Regions from separate parts of the Mus musculus genome. Here region 1 is linked to region 2. A link is a loop called in an ENCODE intact Hi-C map of the cell type or tissue named here. Cell type or tissue: left cerebral cortex. All regions are shown on one strand. Each heading gives the region's core, and the rest is flanking DNA. Links, peaks and the distances in the headings are about the cores only.

Region 1 (7,704 bases), core at 1,704-6,703, 1.0 Mb after region 2:
GTTGGTGAGCATGGGGCGTGGGGAGGGGGTTGGGGATTTTCAGAGTGGAAACCAGGAAAGGGGATAACATTTTAAATGTAAAGAAAGAAACTATCTAATAAAAAATAAAACATAAAATTAAAAACACATAAAATTTCCTATGTTGTACTGAAAATAAATAAATGAAGAAAGAAAGAGAGAGAGTGAGAGAGAGAGAGAGAGAGAGAGAGAGAGAGGAAGGAAGGAAGGAAGGAAGGAAGGAAGGAAGGAAGGAAGGAAGCACAGAGTACAGATTTCAACATTCTGGCCACTCCTGAGGCCTTCTGAGCGGTGCCAGTCAAGACAAGCACTAAGATACAGTCATTCTTTACCCAACATTATGAAAGCCATTTTAGAATGAGGAGAGACTGCTTTGCTCACTTTGGAAGATCTAATCACAAATGTTGATGGGAAAATATTCAAGGACCCTCTTCATGAAGGCTTCCCATTCTTCTGTGCACTCATTCATGTGCCTTCTCTTTCCTGTACTCATGTTCATTCACCTACTCAGTGGGTTTCGATGTTGCTTCCCATTGCTAAATAGTTTCCTCTTCCCTGACTAGAGTGGGCTCACTTTGCCAGAGGCATCATGGCCCCTCTCCTTTCTCACTGCCCACCTTTGCCTCACCAGCACAGGCATTCTTGGAAGGCCAAGTCTTACCTACATCATTAAAGCAACCCTCTCAACACAGGAAGATCCAGTTTTCTCTCTGAAGTCCCTGGGAGGCTTGTCTTGGATAAGAGTAGATGTTTAATAAAAATGGGTTGAGTGGACTAGCATCTGTTCGTCTCTGCTGTCTGCACCATCTTCCCCTGTGCAGTGGCTCAGGGCTGAAGCACTCCACACAGACCACTGATGTCACCTGCTGACATGGCCATCCTCCCATTTTCTCTCCAGCTCTCATTACTCCCAAGAAGCCCCTGCACCACTGCTTTCTTCTCAGGAAGCTTATAGTCCTTAACTTGGGACTCCAAGCCAGCTAGACTCTTCTTGGTTTGTGCTCTCTCCTGTTCTCAAACCCTTTCCTCCGTCAGTCCCAATGATAGACATGGCCTTCCTCATTTATGGTTCCTTCCTTCTGTCTAGAATATTCTTGCTTGGATCCCTTGGCCACCCCATCTCACCATCCTACCCACCTTTGAAGACTCATTTGTACAGAATCTTACTTCACATTTTCCTTTGTTCCTCCAGGAATGTGAATAAAAATGACTCGCATAGTTCATCACTTTTTTCATGCTTCTGTTCTGTTATTTGTTAGCAGAACTTAATTTTGGGGAGATAATGTCTCACTACATGGCATTGCTGCCTCGTTTACTTTTCTGCCACAGAAAAGTGCCTTGTATGTTTTAGGCACTTAATAAATCATTTTGAGTTGAGTGGAACACAGAAATGTGATATAGTCCTAACTTCTTCAAGGACAGGAGAAGAACATGGATGAGAGACCATTGATGGTAAGATCTCTCAGTTGGACTCTCTGGATGCTCTGGACATATTTTCCAATCAACTAGAAAAAACAGGATCTACCACAAATTGCAAGTATCTGGCATCAGTAGCACAGGATTCTTTCATGTTAAAGCGTTTCCCAATCGGGATTTTATACATTATTCACATGAGCACACACATAGAGCTCAGCTTTCTCAATCATCAGCCCAACTCACAGAGCTCCTCTAACATCATCATTCCAAGCTGGCCAAGCCCTGGAAGTTAACAATATCCTTTCAAGTTTACAATATGGCAGATGCTTTGCTAGATGCTGGCTATAGGATTCACCTGGAGTCCTGGTCACCTGCAAAGTAAGCAGATACAGTGAGCATTGTTTAAGTAGGACATTGGACAATTCATCCAAAGTTAGGTAAAGCCAGGAGAACAAGCCCGAATTCTCTATTCTGTGGGTGAGAAAATGTGTCCAGACCTTTCGATTTGTTTGTGACAACTCTAACCCCTGTGTACCTGCTGTGTTTCTATCATTCATCACCAGTTTTTTTGGTAAATCGACAAGTTCTCCAGGGCCCATAAACTACAAATTAAACTTCACTTAATTGGGTATAATATTTGAGTAGTGAAAAGTCTATTTTTTCCACACAATTTCATATCTTATGTGAGTAGTGGTAATTTCTCTTTATTTTTCCAATGGTTCTTATGCTTTTTCCATCCATTTAAAGTTTTGTATAGTTTTAAGTGCTGTGGTTGAAAAGCAAAATAATGCAGGATTTATTGTCCTTTAACACTGTACCAGGGATACCAGGGGAAGGGCTATGGCACAAAATCTTTGTTGGGCTTTATTTTATCAAAATTACTTCCCAGCAAAAAGATTTTGGGGTTTGTTTTTCTGTTTTGGTTTTTGGTGTTTTAGTTTGTTTGTTTTTTTCCTTGTTTGTTTTTATTTTAGTTTTTCTGCTGATACTCCTCTCACAACTCAATTTTAAGTCTAGGTGATGAGTTTTCAGCAAAGTTCATCAGCAAGAAAATTAGGAATGTGCGCAGGAGAGGCTGAAAGCATGCTGGTTTTCTCTGACAGGCATCGGCTGCCCCCTGCTGGAAATGTATGCTTTACAGGCGGCTACCTCATTTCCATTCTCTGAGATGGAACAAAAAAACAAAATCCAATAAGGTAAGGTTTTTTGTTTGTTTGGGTTTTTTTTTGTTTTTTTTTTTTTGTTTGTTTTGTTTTGTTTTTTCGAGACAGGGTTTCTCTGTATAGTCCTGGCTGTCCTGGAACTCACTTTGTAGACCAGGCTGGCCTCGAACTCAGAAATCTGCCTGCCTCTGCCTCCCGAGTGCTGGGATTAAAGGCGTGCATCACCACGCCCAGCAAGGTAAGGTATTAAACAGCATCTGTTCATTAAATGTGAAACCTCCTCGCCTCGGATACAACACGCAGAATCTGCCTCACCTGCTTCATATTCTGATCAGATTGACAAGTTGAAGTAATAGGTTGAATCTGGCTTCTATGTGTGCCTAAAATACAAAGCCTCCCTATCTCCTTCCTCCTCCTCCTCCTCCTCCTCCTCCTCTTCCTCCTCTTCCTCTTCTTCTTCCTCCTTTCCCCCCTCTTCTCCTCCCCCTTTTCCTCCTTCCCATATTTCTTCCTTTCTATATTTTGAACCTGGGTTTCATGTAACTTAGGCTGGCCCTGAACTCACTATGTAGCCAAGGGTAACTTTGAAATTCTGAGCCTTCGGCCTCGACTCCCCAAGTGTTGAGATTATAAGAAGCTTGTATCTGTATCCCCACACATAGTGCACTTTGTGTGGTGCTGGGGATCGAACACAGAGCTGAGCAAGTCATATTTGAACCGAACTCTATCCCCAGCCCCGCCAGTTCCCTTACACTGGCTCCTTGAATGGCATTTTTCACTAATGAAGGGTCAGACCTATTAGGCATAGCCTTTCTTATGCTCTCCCTTTAAAATGAAGGACCAAATTCCCATGGCAGAATGGCATTCTGGATTAAGCAACACACCTGGGACATCCTCACGCAGCACCAGACAGAAGAGACAGACAGGGCTACCATCTGATCTTCATCATTATCTTATAAAAGGGAGACTAATAAAAATACCTCATGAGAGGAACTCCACAGGAAGACCAACGGAATCAACTAACATGGACCCTTGGGGGCTCTCAGAGACTGAACCACCAACCAAAGAACAAACTGGACCTAGGTTTCCCTGCACATATGATGTAGCAGATGTGCAGGTTCGTCTTCATGTGGATCCCAAACAACTGGAGTGGGCCTTATCTCAAAAGCTGTTACTTACATGTGGGATAAGTCCTATTAGCTTCGCTGAAGTGTCAGGGTGGAGGGATATTCCGGGCCGCTACCTGCTCAGAGGCAAAGGAGAGGGAACATGGGGGAAGGATTGTGGAAGGGGGAGATGGGGACAAGGACAGTGAGCAGGGTGTAAAGTGAATAAGTAGAAAATTATCATTAAAAAAGAAAAAAGAAAGGAACAAATAAGTAACCCAAAAGAAGAAGCAGAGGCAGCAAGAGGAGGAAAAGGAGGAGGAGGAGGAGGAGGAGGAGGAGGAGGAGCAGGAGGAGGAGGAGGAGCAGGAGGAGGAGGAGGAGCAGGAGGGGGAGGAGGAGGAGGAGCAGGAGGAGGAGGAGGAGGAGGAGCAGCAGGAGGAGGAGGAGAAGGCAAAGGCAGAGGAGAAGAAGGAAGGACAGAAGTAGAACAAGTAGAAGTTAGAATGAAATTATGTTAAGAGATGTTGCTATCCCACCAGACTGGATTCATGAGATAGGCATAAGTCAAGCCTGATCCTATAATACAGACATATTTTCATATCATGCATTCCAGATTCTGTATCATCTTATAACCTTAAATTATTTACGTTGTAAAAGAGTAGCTAACTTAAGTACAGACTTTTCTCTTGTTTTCAGAAATATGCTGATACTTTGTTGGTATTGAATTTCTAGTTGTCTATGGCTTGCTTTGCTTCTGCAAAGTGTTTTCTGCTATCTACAAACCAAACATTCTTGACTTATTTTTTTAGAGAGACTCAACTTTGTCAATATATTGAGAAAATATTTTTTTAAATGTTTGTCAAAGTGATATCTTTAAATATTTAAAAAGAAATCACACGTGGATACAGTATTTCAATCGCCTGCCCCTCCACCATGTGCACACAGGTGAGTAAAATGACCATGCAGGTGACAGAGGGATCCTGACAGTCACCTGTTCAGTTCACTTGTGCTCTTACTGTGGAATCCACTCTCCCAAACTCAAAACCAACTCTGACTCTCTTGGAGTGGTTACATCATGCAGGAAAGAAAACATTGTTCTGAGGTTTATAGTTTTTGCGTCTGGTCTCCTTCTCTAGTCACCGAGAATAGAAAGCACCAGTTCCCTTTGCAAACAGTTCAGAAGCATAGAACCATGTAGGGCTATTCATTTGTTAGTTCCTGGTGTTTAAAATTTTCCTGCATTTTGAGACTAGAAATGCCAAGCATGAAATTCTAATACAATAAACATGGAGAACCATAAGGAATGATAAACTGAGTCAGCAGCCAATGCCTCTGCCTGTCCCTCATCTAGCAAACTAGTTCATCCTTTGGCAAACTGTCAAAGCCTGCTGCCATGAGACTCTTTCCTTTTGTAAATTCATAATGTCTGTGGTTTTAAACAGCCATCTTTGTTAGTCCAAAATTGTTTCCATCTATACTTTGAAGTACATGGGATACTTTGTAACTCTATTCATTTAGAGATTTAAGTGACTTGCTGAGACTCCCAGGCAGTACTGCTAAACAATACTCTTGGGGGGGGGTCCCACCTCAGCCTGGCTTTCACCTCACCATTCTTCCCAGTTCATCTGCTGATCCTTAGATACCCCACAGTTGTGTGTTCCCACTCAGTGCACATTCTACAAGCTGGTGCTTTTATGGATCAATGCTATTGATGCTTGGAAGCCCTTCATGGTCGTCCCATAATTCGTTTCACAGTACATATTCTCATTGTAGAATTTTGTAAAGCACAAGGCAAATGTGTTTACACAATAGTTCTAAAAGCTAATATTTATTGTGACAATTCTGTAATAGTTTTACATGCATGATCTCTATGAACGCAGAAAGCTACAGTAGAGGGATTAAATGTTGTGGCTACCCATGTGTGTAGAGAATATATGCAAGCTCTTGTCCTTCCAGTCTTCCACAGACTTGCCATGTGCGGCTGTTTTGCAATGGAATCCTATCTATTTCAGGTACATATTGATTCTTTAATAGATCTCTGGTGTTAGGCTAGCACCTATATCTAATAAGCTGTCAAATATATGCTACAGGAGTGGATGGATGAATGAATGAATGAAATTAATGAATCCTTGAACATCCTTTTCAAGCAAAGGTCAATGTTAAAATCCTCATTTTCAAAATCTGAGAAAGGTTCTCAAAAGAAGTCAACATGAACTTCTCTGTGTTCAAACCCCCTTGTTCCACTCTTCACACTCCATTCTAGCACAGATGCTGAAAGCCTGGCTACTCCTGAGTTGTTGTGGCATCTGGCCTTCTCAATGCTTTCTCCTTATTCACCCAATGCTTTCTGGTTTCCATTCTCTCAGATTGTGAAATCCAACCCCCTCCCCCAACAGCAACAGCAGCAGCAGCAACAACAACAACAACACAACATGCTTCCCAGGATTGACCAATGCTGCAAGATACAAAGTACCAGGCTTGGGGGTTAGCGGGGGGCGGGGGGGGGTTATTGGGGTTGGAAGAGGGCAGTACTGTAGTGGCCAGGAATGCAAGAACTGAATCCCTCAGGAAGCTCACCAGCTTAATAAAGAGCAGAAAAACAAGAAAGTCAAGATTCGCTAAGGTCCTTTGCAGGGTTTAATGTTCAGTAGATGATTAGTGGGGAACCCTACCCCATGGAACTGCCTAGAAGTCAGAGAGCTCTCCAGTAGACAGCTTCCATGTGGACTCACTCACACTGGGGTGAAAGTTTTGGTGACACAGCTATCTTTGAGTACCCCATACTCTTGAAAGTAACCCCAACAAACTCACTGACTCATCAAGCTTGACTTGAATAGAATAATATCTCTTGTTTGTCATTCATAATCCATCTAGATCAAGTAAATATTTGTGAATGGCTTCCCAGAAAAAGCCAGGAAATGAAGCAATGATTTCATAATGAAAGAGTCACTCTCATGACCTCCTGACCTCGCAGAGGTTCCATTCCCACCCATTATTGTGCTGGGAGCTAGGTTTTCAATGCTTGACTCAGGAGAAGCACACAACACTCAGCTCATATTGATAGGGCCCTTCCTTCTTCACTCTTCCCCAACTAAAATGAAGGCTGCAGAGAACAGTAAGTCTGTCCTGGGCTCAGCATTGGAGCCTTGGGTACTCAGTAACCTCCAGTTCAATTATTGAACTTATTGGTACACCAAAACAAAATACCACCTTTCCACAGAGAAAACAAGTGCATATTACTGTTCATTCCTAAGAGGAGATTCTGTTAAGCTCCAGTTTTCTTATTAAAGGCAGAAAAGAGAATGGCAACATTCATGGTATAGGAATTTACTCTAGCAAGGGCATCGAGATGGGAAAGAGTGTGTTAGTTGAGAATAAATGCAAGCAAAAATTACAAATTATTGTTACATAACTGGAAAGTTCATTGGCAACTCATCACTTCAACTTATATGCTATATCCACTCTGGTAGTGACTCTCATTACAGGTTTAGAAACCTGGAAGCAGTCCTGAGGCAAAGAGTTTCACAGAAACTTAGCTTCCTGGAACCTTGGCATATACTCAAAATTTGTCCCTGCATTAGTCTGGTGTATGGATCCGCATGCTCTCTTTCAGTATTGTTTTATTATAAGTGCCTTTAAGGATTGATTTTGACACATAGACAAGCCTCCACCAGTGTTCCAATGGTTCCTAGAAAGTCCTTGAAGCTGACCCTGAGCTTGGAATTCAGTAAGAATGTTACCTATTCAGTAACACTCAAATTTACTTCTAGTAGAGAAAGTGAAAATAATCAGGCATTACAATTTACTTGAATAGAGCTAGAAAGCTCAGGGCTAGTCTACATAGTAATTACTTAGGACAATAGCCGAGTCACACCCAAACATAGGAATACACAATGGCCTAGGAAATAGGAGGGTTATAGTATTATTCATGAAAGGGTTAGTAAAGTGGAATTCCCCTTGTGCAGGTTTTTTCACTAGTCCCAGAGGAATAGCATTAT
Region 2 (7,704 bases), core at 966-5,965:
AGTCACTCATTCTCAGAACTTGACCAGTTATCTGTCTCCACGGTCACCAGTGAGCACTGCACAAAGAAACTTCTCTGAGGAAAGCTGACCTCAGTGCCAAACTATCAAGATGGGGGTTTAGAAGGCGACCGATGGGCACATCACATCCAATTAGCAAGGCAGCAGTTGTAGCTTCCTCAGGGCCTACGATGTGCCCCAGCCACAGGCTTGTAACTGGGCTTACAAAACCAGCCGCACAATCCCTCTCGTGGAACAGGGATCAAATCTTCTTGATATAATATGTCTTAATTATTATCTCTGACAAGTAGTTTTAACTCAGACGTTTTCCATTAATTTATTTGGTCACTTTACATCTCAATCACAGTCCTCCTCTCCTCCCAGTTCCCCTTCACAAGCTCCTCCCCAGGAGGAAGACCCTGGGTACCAGCCCACCCTGGCACATTAACTCACTGCAGGACTAGGCACATCTCTCCCACTGAGGCCAGACAAGGCAGCCCAGTTAGGGGAACATGATCCACCAGGAGGCAACAGAATCAGGGATAGTCCCTGTTCCAGTTGTTGAGGCACCTGCATGAAGACTAAGCACACATCTGCTTACATATGTGTTGTGTGTGTGTGTGTGTGTGTGTGTGTGTGTGTGTGTGTGTATGCTAGGTCCAGCCCATGTGTGCTCTTTGGTTGGTGGTTCAATCTTTGGGAGACCCCATGGGTCCAGGTTAGTTGACTCCATTGGTCTTCCTGTGGAGTCCCTGTCCCCTCAGGTCCTAATTATTCAATCCTTCCTTCAACTCCTCAGTCTAATGTTTAGCTGTGGGTCTCTGCATCTGTTTCTATTGGTTGCTGGATGGAGCATCTCAGAGGATAATTATGCTAGGATCCTATCTGCAAGCATAACAGAGTATCATTAATAGTGTCAGGGATTGGTTCTTGCCCATGGGATAGGTATCAGGTTGGGCCAGTCAGTGGTTGACCATTCCCTCAGTCTCTGCTCCATCTTTGTTCCTGCACTTCTTATAGGCAGGACAAATTCTGAGTGGGTTGCTATCCTTATTCCTCTACTAGGAGTCCTGTCTGACAACAGGGAGTGGCCTCTCCAGGCTCCATATTCCCCACTGCTAGGAGTCTCAGCTGGAGTTACTCTCATAGACTCCCTGGAGACTCCCCTGTCCCACGTATCTAGAGATGTTTTCTGTTCACTCTCCAGGCCACCTTTCCCCAGCTTTCCCTACACCTGATTCCCAGCCCTGCCCCCATTCCCTTCCCCATCCTCTCTCACACCCAGTTCCCTGTTTCCATCTACATCATATGACTATTTTATTTTCCATTCTGAGTGAGATTGAAGCATCCTCCCTTGGGCCCTCCTTATTATTTAGCTTCTTTGTGTCTATGGATTATAGCATGGTTATCCTGTACTTTATGGCTAATATCCACTTATTTGAGTACATACATGCATGTCCTTTGGGGTCTGGGTTTCTAGTTCTATCCATTTGCATGCAAATTTTATGATGTCCTTGTTTTAATGGCTGAGTAGTATTCCATTGTTTTAGTGAGAAGCACATTTTGGTTCTAGGAGGACTTAGGAGGATGCTTCATGAGGCTGAGTTCCTGAAAGTGTCAAAGTTTTCCCCAGTAAGCTGCCTTGGTCTCAGTTTTCTATTCTCCTCCTTAAGGCTTTGTTGCCATGCTAACTAAAGTCGAAGTTTACGATTGTCTGGACAGCCTTCTGGCCTTGGCACAAAATGGAGGATCTCCTTCACTAGCAGGACTTCCCCTTCTCTGACCTTAACCCACACATGCCTCTACCTACAGCATGTCATGAAACCTTAGACTACAAATTCAGCTTCTTTCTCCTGTAAGAACCTGTTCAGCTAGCACATGAGATTCCCAGAATGCCACTGTATGGTACAGTAGTCATAATTGCATTTGTATTCATTTTAGCATTTTCTGTAATATTTGCTAAACTTATTATAATACTACCTTAAACACCTCATTTAAACTGTTTTTGGTTAATCATTAATTCTCTATGTCCACTATTTAACTCTCATAAAGCCTTGGCGACAGAATACTGAAAAGCCTGCTAGGTTGCTGGCAGATACTAGCAGATCAAGGACCCTTAGGATGCAGTCCTCCTTTAGAGTCTGCAGCTTAGAAAATCAGGAACCACTAGTCAAAAGGATGGGATCTGAGTTGGATCCTGGACCTGGGTGAAACTCGACAAAAGATCATCAGAGAGCCATCAGTCTGGAGGCTTTCAGTAACTACTCTTCTCGATCCCTTAAGAATCAATCCAAAATGAGATTTCAAATCACCTGGACAGGAAAATCACCTCCTGGAAGTTGTTTGTCATAGAAACAAGAAATAGTGCAAACTTACCTACAAATGTGAGTTGCTATCCTGCCGTCTCTGGCCATTGAACACCTCCCCCCGAGGAAGTGCTGCCCATGCACTCAGTGGTCCTGTTGGCCAGGCCAAGCATCCTCCTGGAGGCCGCCTGGCTTTACTGGTAGTAAATGCTTCCTATGTTCTGTGCACTGTTCTATGTGCTCTGAACTCCTTCCCTGGAGATCAAGAAAAGCTAGGAGAGGGCTGGGTGAGGTCCTGGGAACAACACAGGCAGTCCTATTGGAAATCTCAAGTTTTTCACCTCAAGTCCGGTTACCTCCTATTGGGGTCACACAGTCTTTATTTGGTGAGTAGGCTAAGGTTTCTGTGAGAAGCTTAGAGCTGAGACTGTTATACATGTGATTTAAAATTATCAAATTGTTTATTTGACCATAATCTAATTTAACAATTTCTGCCCAAGTGATTTTCAGCCTTGACCTACGATAGAACTGAACAATGCACTTAGCCATAGACTGAAATCAGTGGCTAGATCCTAGTTAGATGCTTTGCCTAGTTTCCCCACCTTAAAGATGAATTTTTAATATTTAATAAACTTATTTTTAATCTGTTTATCTCTTGTTTCCTGTGTCATTCACTTATAGCTTATCCTACTTTAAATTTATTTTAAGATTTTAAAGTACTAAGTTTTAAGTTTTTTCTTGGTAACTCTGTATATATAAAAGGCTTTTTGAAGTTTGGGAAAATAGAGGCTAAAGAGATGGTTCTAGTTGGACACAGTTGGAGATGCCTGGCAGTAAGCCTGATGTCCCAAGTTTCATCTCTAGGACCTAGGTGTGGAAGGAGAGACCCCAAACCTGACAGTCACTCTCATGCTCTCATGTATGCTTCGCATGTGCAAGCGCACACACACTTGTGCACACACACGTGGGTGCATACTAAATGCAATGTAATTTTAAAACCAGATAAAGAGGATAATGACACTAAAGGATACCCACATATGCTTAAATCTTTCACGTTGACTGTAAATATGGATGCGTTCCTCTTAGAACGATGCCTCCCAAGCTTTAGCTGGTATCAGAATTACCTGGACAGCCACTAAAATAGACTGATAGTGTCACCACCAGAGCCCAGTGTGAGGCTTGAGCTTTGAGGTCTGAAGTCTCAGGTGCTGTTGATGCTAGAGAACCAACCCTCTAAGTTCTAAAGAACGGCTGTTAGGCACTACCTTAAACATAACCACTAGAGGGCGACAGAATCACAGAGAAAGTGGGCTGGGCGCCCTGCTTTCCCTTCTGTTTGTTCCCCCTGCTAACTTGTTCCTTCCACAAGTCAGGAGACTATTAAAATTACACACCGATTCTTACATTACTGCCCACTCCCATTGTAGTCTAGAGCAGAGTTTGTGTTTGTGACTGTAAGTGTCAGTGGTAATAGAGGAGCTCTCGGTCTGTCAGTGCCTATTAAAGGCCTATAATAAAGTCAAACATTTGTGCACCTATTTAGTAGTCTTTAAGGGTTAACAGAAACTATTTGCTGTTTCCAAAGATACTCCATTCTGATATTAGATCTATTTTATTGAGAGGAAAATTACATATATGTTGTGTAGTATGTATTGTTTTAAGATTTGTGCCTCTTATTTTGTGAAAATAAAGATGAAACATGTCTTAAAATATTGACTTTTATGTATAGAGAAGCCAAGTGTACAGAGGTTAAATATCACAGAATATTGGGAGCTTGCAATTCTGTTATAGCACTTGGCTAGCAGAAAAGATGAGAGACACCGAACGATGTCTGCCAGAATGTTAAACGTTCATCTTGTCTGTTCTGGGGTAAAATTCTAAGCTATCCTACGGAAGCTGTTACTCTTTTAAAATTCTCTTTTGGTGGATAACATTAAACACTTTTGCTGGGTTATATTGACTATCAACTTGACAGGATCTAGTGTCATCTAGGGGGAAAGTGTCTGGTGCAGGAGAGATCATCCAGGGATGAGTGTCTGGGCATATATGCGGGAGCTCTTCTATAGTACATAGATGGATTGGCGTGGGAAGACTCAGTCTACTTACTGGACAGAGCTAAAAGGAAAAAGCAAACTGACTATCTGTCAGTACTCACCGATCTCTGCTTCCTGACTGTGGGTGTGAGTGAGTGCTGCTTGCTGTTATGCCGCACAGCCTTCTGTGTACAGGTGGGCTGTGCTCTTGGGAGTTATAAGTCAAGATCAACCCTTCCCCTTTGTTATGAGTTTTGTTGCAGCAATGAAACAAGTAACTAATACAACACCCTCTTAACTAGTCACTTGATCAGCGATTACTCTCAATTGTATTCTAGAACTCAACATTTTTATTAACATATATTTGTTGTACTTAACAGTGAGTTTCATTGTGATAATTTATGCATGCGTATGGTGTTTTCAAGCATATTCCCCCCTTACCCTGACTGGTCCTCCTTCCGTGCCTGTAAACCTTACTTTTCTTACCTGGCTCCTCCTACTTTCATATCTTCCCCCCTTCTGTATACACAATTACCTTTATTCCATAATGAGTAGTATGATGAGAAAACAGCGTACTGTGTGCCAACTCTTGCAAATGCCACGGCAATTACTATTACATGATTGTCATTAGCTGTGCTAATTTGGTGGGAATTTTGTCAGTTCTCTTCTCAGGCATAACACAGTAACCCTTGAGGTATGAAGGATTCAGAAGACAGTGGTAATACTCAAATTCTGTAAAAGATGGGAATCCTTCACTTAGAATGGCCTGTGTACTGACTGGTCTCATGCCACGACCATAACCTTGTCCTAGCTCTTATACACCATCTGTTCACAGTAGCTCCCAAACGTTGTCTGGGTTCTTCTGTATGACCACAGGTCCAGCTTCACAATTCTTTCTCTTTTGGGGAGGGGATCCCCCAGCTCTTTCTTCACTGTTTGATTTATAACTTCTTAGTTTGTCCCTCTGCCATGATAGCTGTCTCAGTCAGAGACTCCTGTGGCCAGCATGCTGCCGAAATGCTACTCATTGCTGTCCTGCATGGACACCATCCATTGCTGGTTCTCACATGGTAAGCTGCCAGGGAAGGGCAAGTTTATAAACAAAGAGATAATGACTGCTATTTGAAGGCTTCCCAAGTTGTTGGCCAACCCAGCTTTTGGAGCAGTGGCAATGGCAAAGCCACATGGAACAGGAATCAGAGCGGTCCCGGAATCAAGCTAAGGAAAATGCAGAGATATTCCTTTATACAGGCCTCTTCCAAGACGCAGAGGCAGAGCTGAGCAGCTGTGTGGTTGTATGTTACGTCTTTTTGTAAATTAGCCCAGCCTAAGGTCTAGTGGAGGTAGACTCTCCACCCTGCTCACTTCTGTCACACAACAGGGGAAACTAGGGGTTTTGAGGACCATTGTTTAAAGAAGGCTGCTGTGAGGATATACGTAGCTGGGGGAATGCTGGAACACATTCATGTAATGTTTAGACATGTCTGTACAGCGTTAAATCCATGCAAGCCTTTCATTGAAGGTCAAGCTTCTACGTGCTGTCCTACATCCACGGAGCCAGAAGACCTGACAGTCAGGAAACAGCAACAGAGGGAGCATCATGGCAAGAAAATGCTCTCAGCCTCCAAACTACCTCTTGTCCTGTCCTGTCCTGTCCTGGTCTGCCCTGCCCTGCCCTGCCCTGTCATGCCCTGCTCCGTCTTCTTCGTTCCTTTCCTTTCCTTTCCTTTCCTTTCCTTTCCTTTCCTTTCCTTTCCTTTCCTTTCCTTTCCTTTCCTTTCCTTTCCTCTCCTCTCCTCTCCTCTCCTCTCCTCTCCTCTCCTCTCCTCTCCTCTCCTCTCCTCTCCTCTCCTCTCCTCTCCTGATCCAGTCCAGTTTTATTAGGATTGCTTACAGATGCATGGATGAGGATTTGTATATAGGAGTATGGTCACATTAATGTCTATACCATTGAAGACAATGTTGCTCCTTGCCCCATCAACCATAACTACATATAAACACTCAGGGAGGGGAAAGGTTCCCTCAGGCCCTTCCCAATATGATAGGATGTTGGTAGGCTAGTGTGAGCCCAAGAGTGCACCAGCTTTGTCATGCCTGGAAGTCAGCTTGAACACCAATTTCCATCTTTCCTCTGGTTCTTAGGTTTTTGCTCCTTCTTCTGCCATGTTCCCTAGACCCTGGAGGGGCTAGTGTAGATATCCCATTTATGGCTGAGCATTCAATAGTCATTATCACCACTTTGACCATGTTAACCACTGCAAGAAGCTTCTTTGAGAAAAGCTCTATCAGTCTCTGGTCTATTAATATTTACAGACATGGTCACCGAGCCTCAGCTCAGTTCTAGTTTGACTTCTGTATGTCAGGCAACCAGGGCCTACGGGGTCTCTGGCAATGGGGTTCTAACAACTAGTTATGACGGAAATGCAGAAGCTGCAATAGCCTGGATTGTTTGAGAGCCCAGGACTGCCCTCACCAATGAATTGTAGGGAGGCAGTTCACCCACGACACTGAGATTTTCATTTAATAGCCAAGGCTTCTGGAAACACTTTATCTACCTATGCAGGGCACTTCCATACCAACTTTTTCTAAAAAATAATTTTTATTAGCTTACCAAATACCAGACTATCGGAGACCTTTTATACAAATCCAAAACCCAAGTTTGACTCTTCGAGGTGCAGTGGTTATAGTCATAGCAGTAATAATGATAATCATTATTACAGTCGTGAAAAGCTTCTGAGACACTACATGTGGCAATATTTTGAGAATTCTTAATAGTCCTCCAAATTTTCTATTTTTGAGATTTTTTTCCTTCAATATATAGTATTTTTGAGCATGGTTCTGATACCATGTTATATAGTTACAAAACTTTTGTATGAAATAATAAATGTATGAAAGTGGTAAATAAAATGACAAGTTTAATACATTTGCATAAACATATTAGTTTTTATTGGAATGCTGTATGTGACCTATCTTTCCTGACATATGGAAAATGTAGTATACAGCTACTTCATTTTATTATTTGAGAAATGTTCTCTCTATGTACACTAGGTTGACCTCCAATTCAGAGAGACAAGCCTACCTCTGTTTTCCAAATGCTGAGATTAAAAACATGTGCCACCATGCCTAGCCTATATGACTACTAATAAAGAAAGCAGCTCATAATGAATGAGCTAATGAAGAAAACTTAGATGCCAAGTTAGTTGCTGACACTTGAAGGATTCAAGAATGTTTGTGGTGTATGTATGCATGCAGATACTTATATGCCTACTAGATTTCTTTCAATGTATAGTGATAGAGTTATTTTTATTATATTTTTCCTGGACCATATGTTTCTGGAGTTGTGGTCTCTCTAAGATTATTCACTGGAA

Evidence for each region. Hi-C counts contacts between places; a loop is a spot of excess contacts. Peaks named below come from ENCODE experiments on the same cell type or tissue, not always from the same donor. Only the 100,000 strongest peaks of a DNase experiment are listed, where the experiment ranks them.
Region 1: it touches region 2 in a loop (12-fold over the local background); 8 of 42 quality-filtered maps call a loop at or near these places.

Annotation. Positions count from the first base shown.
Region 1 is chr1:14,726,689-14,734,392 of GRCm38, forward strand. No RefSeq gene overlaps it. Among named protein-coding and RNA genes, the nearest start is that of Msc, 25 kb to the right of the region's middle. In left cerebral cortex, for the core only: a CTCF peak has its summit at 2,554 (motif pointing left); a DNase peak (open chromatin) is centred at 2,552.
Region 2 is chr1:13,702,932-13,710,635 of GRCm38, forward strand. No RefSeq gene overlaps it. Among named protein-coding and RNA genes, the nearest start is that of Xkr9, 38 kb to the left of the region's middle. In left cerebral cortex, for the core only: a CTCF peak has its summit at 3,588 (motif pointing right); a DNase peak (open chromatin) is centred at 3,584.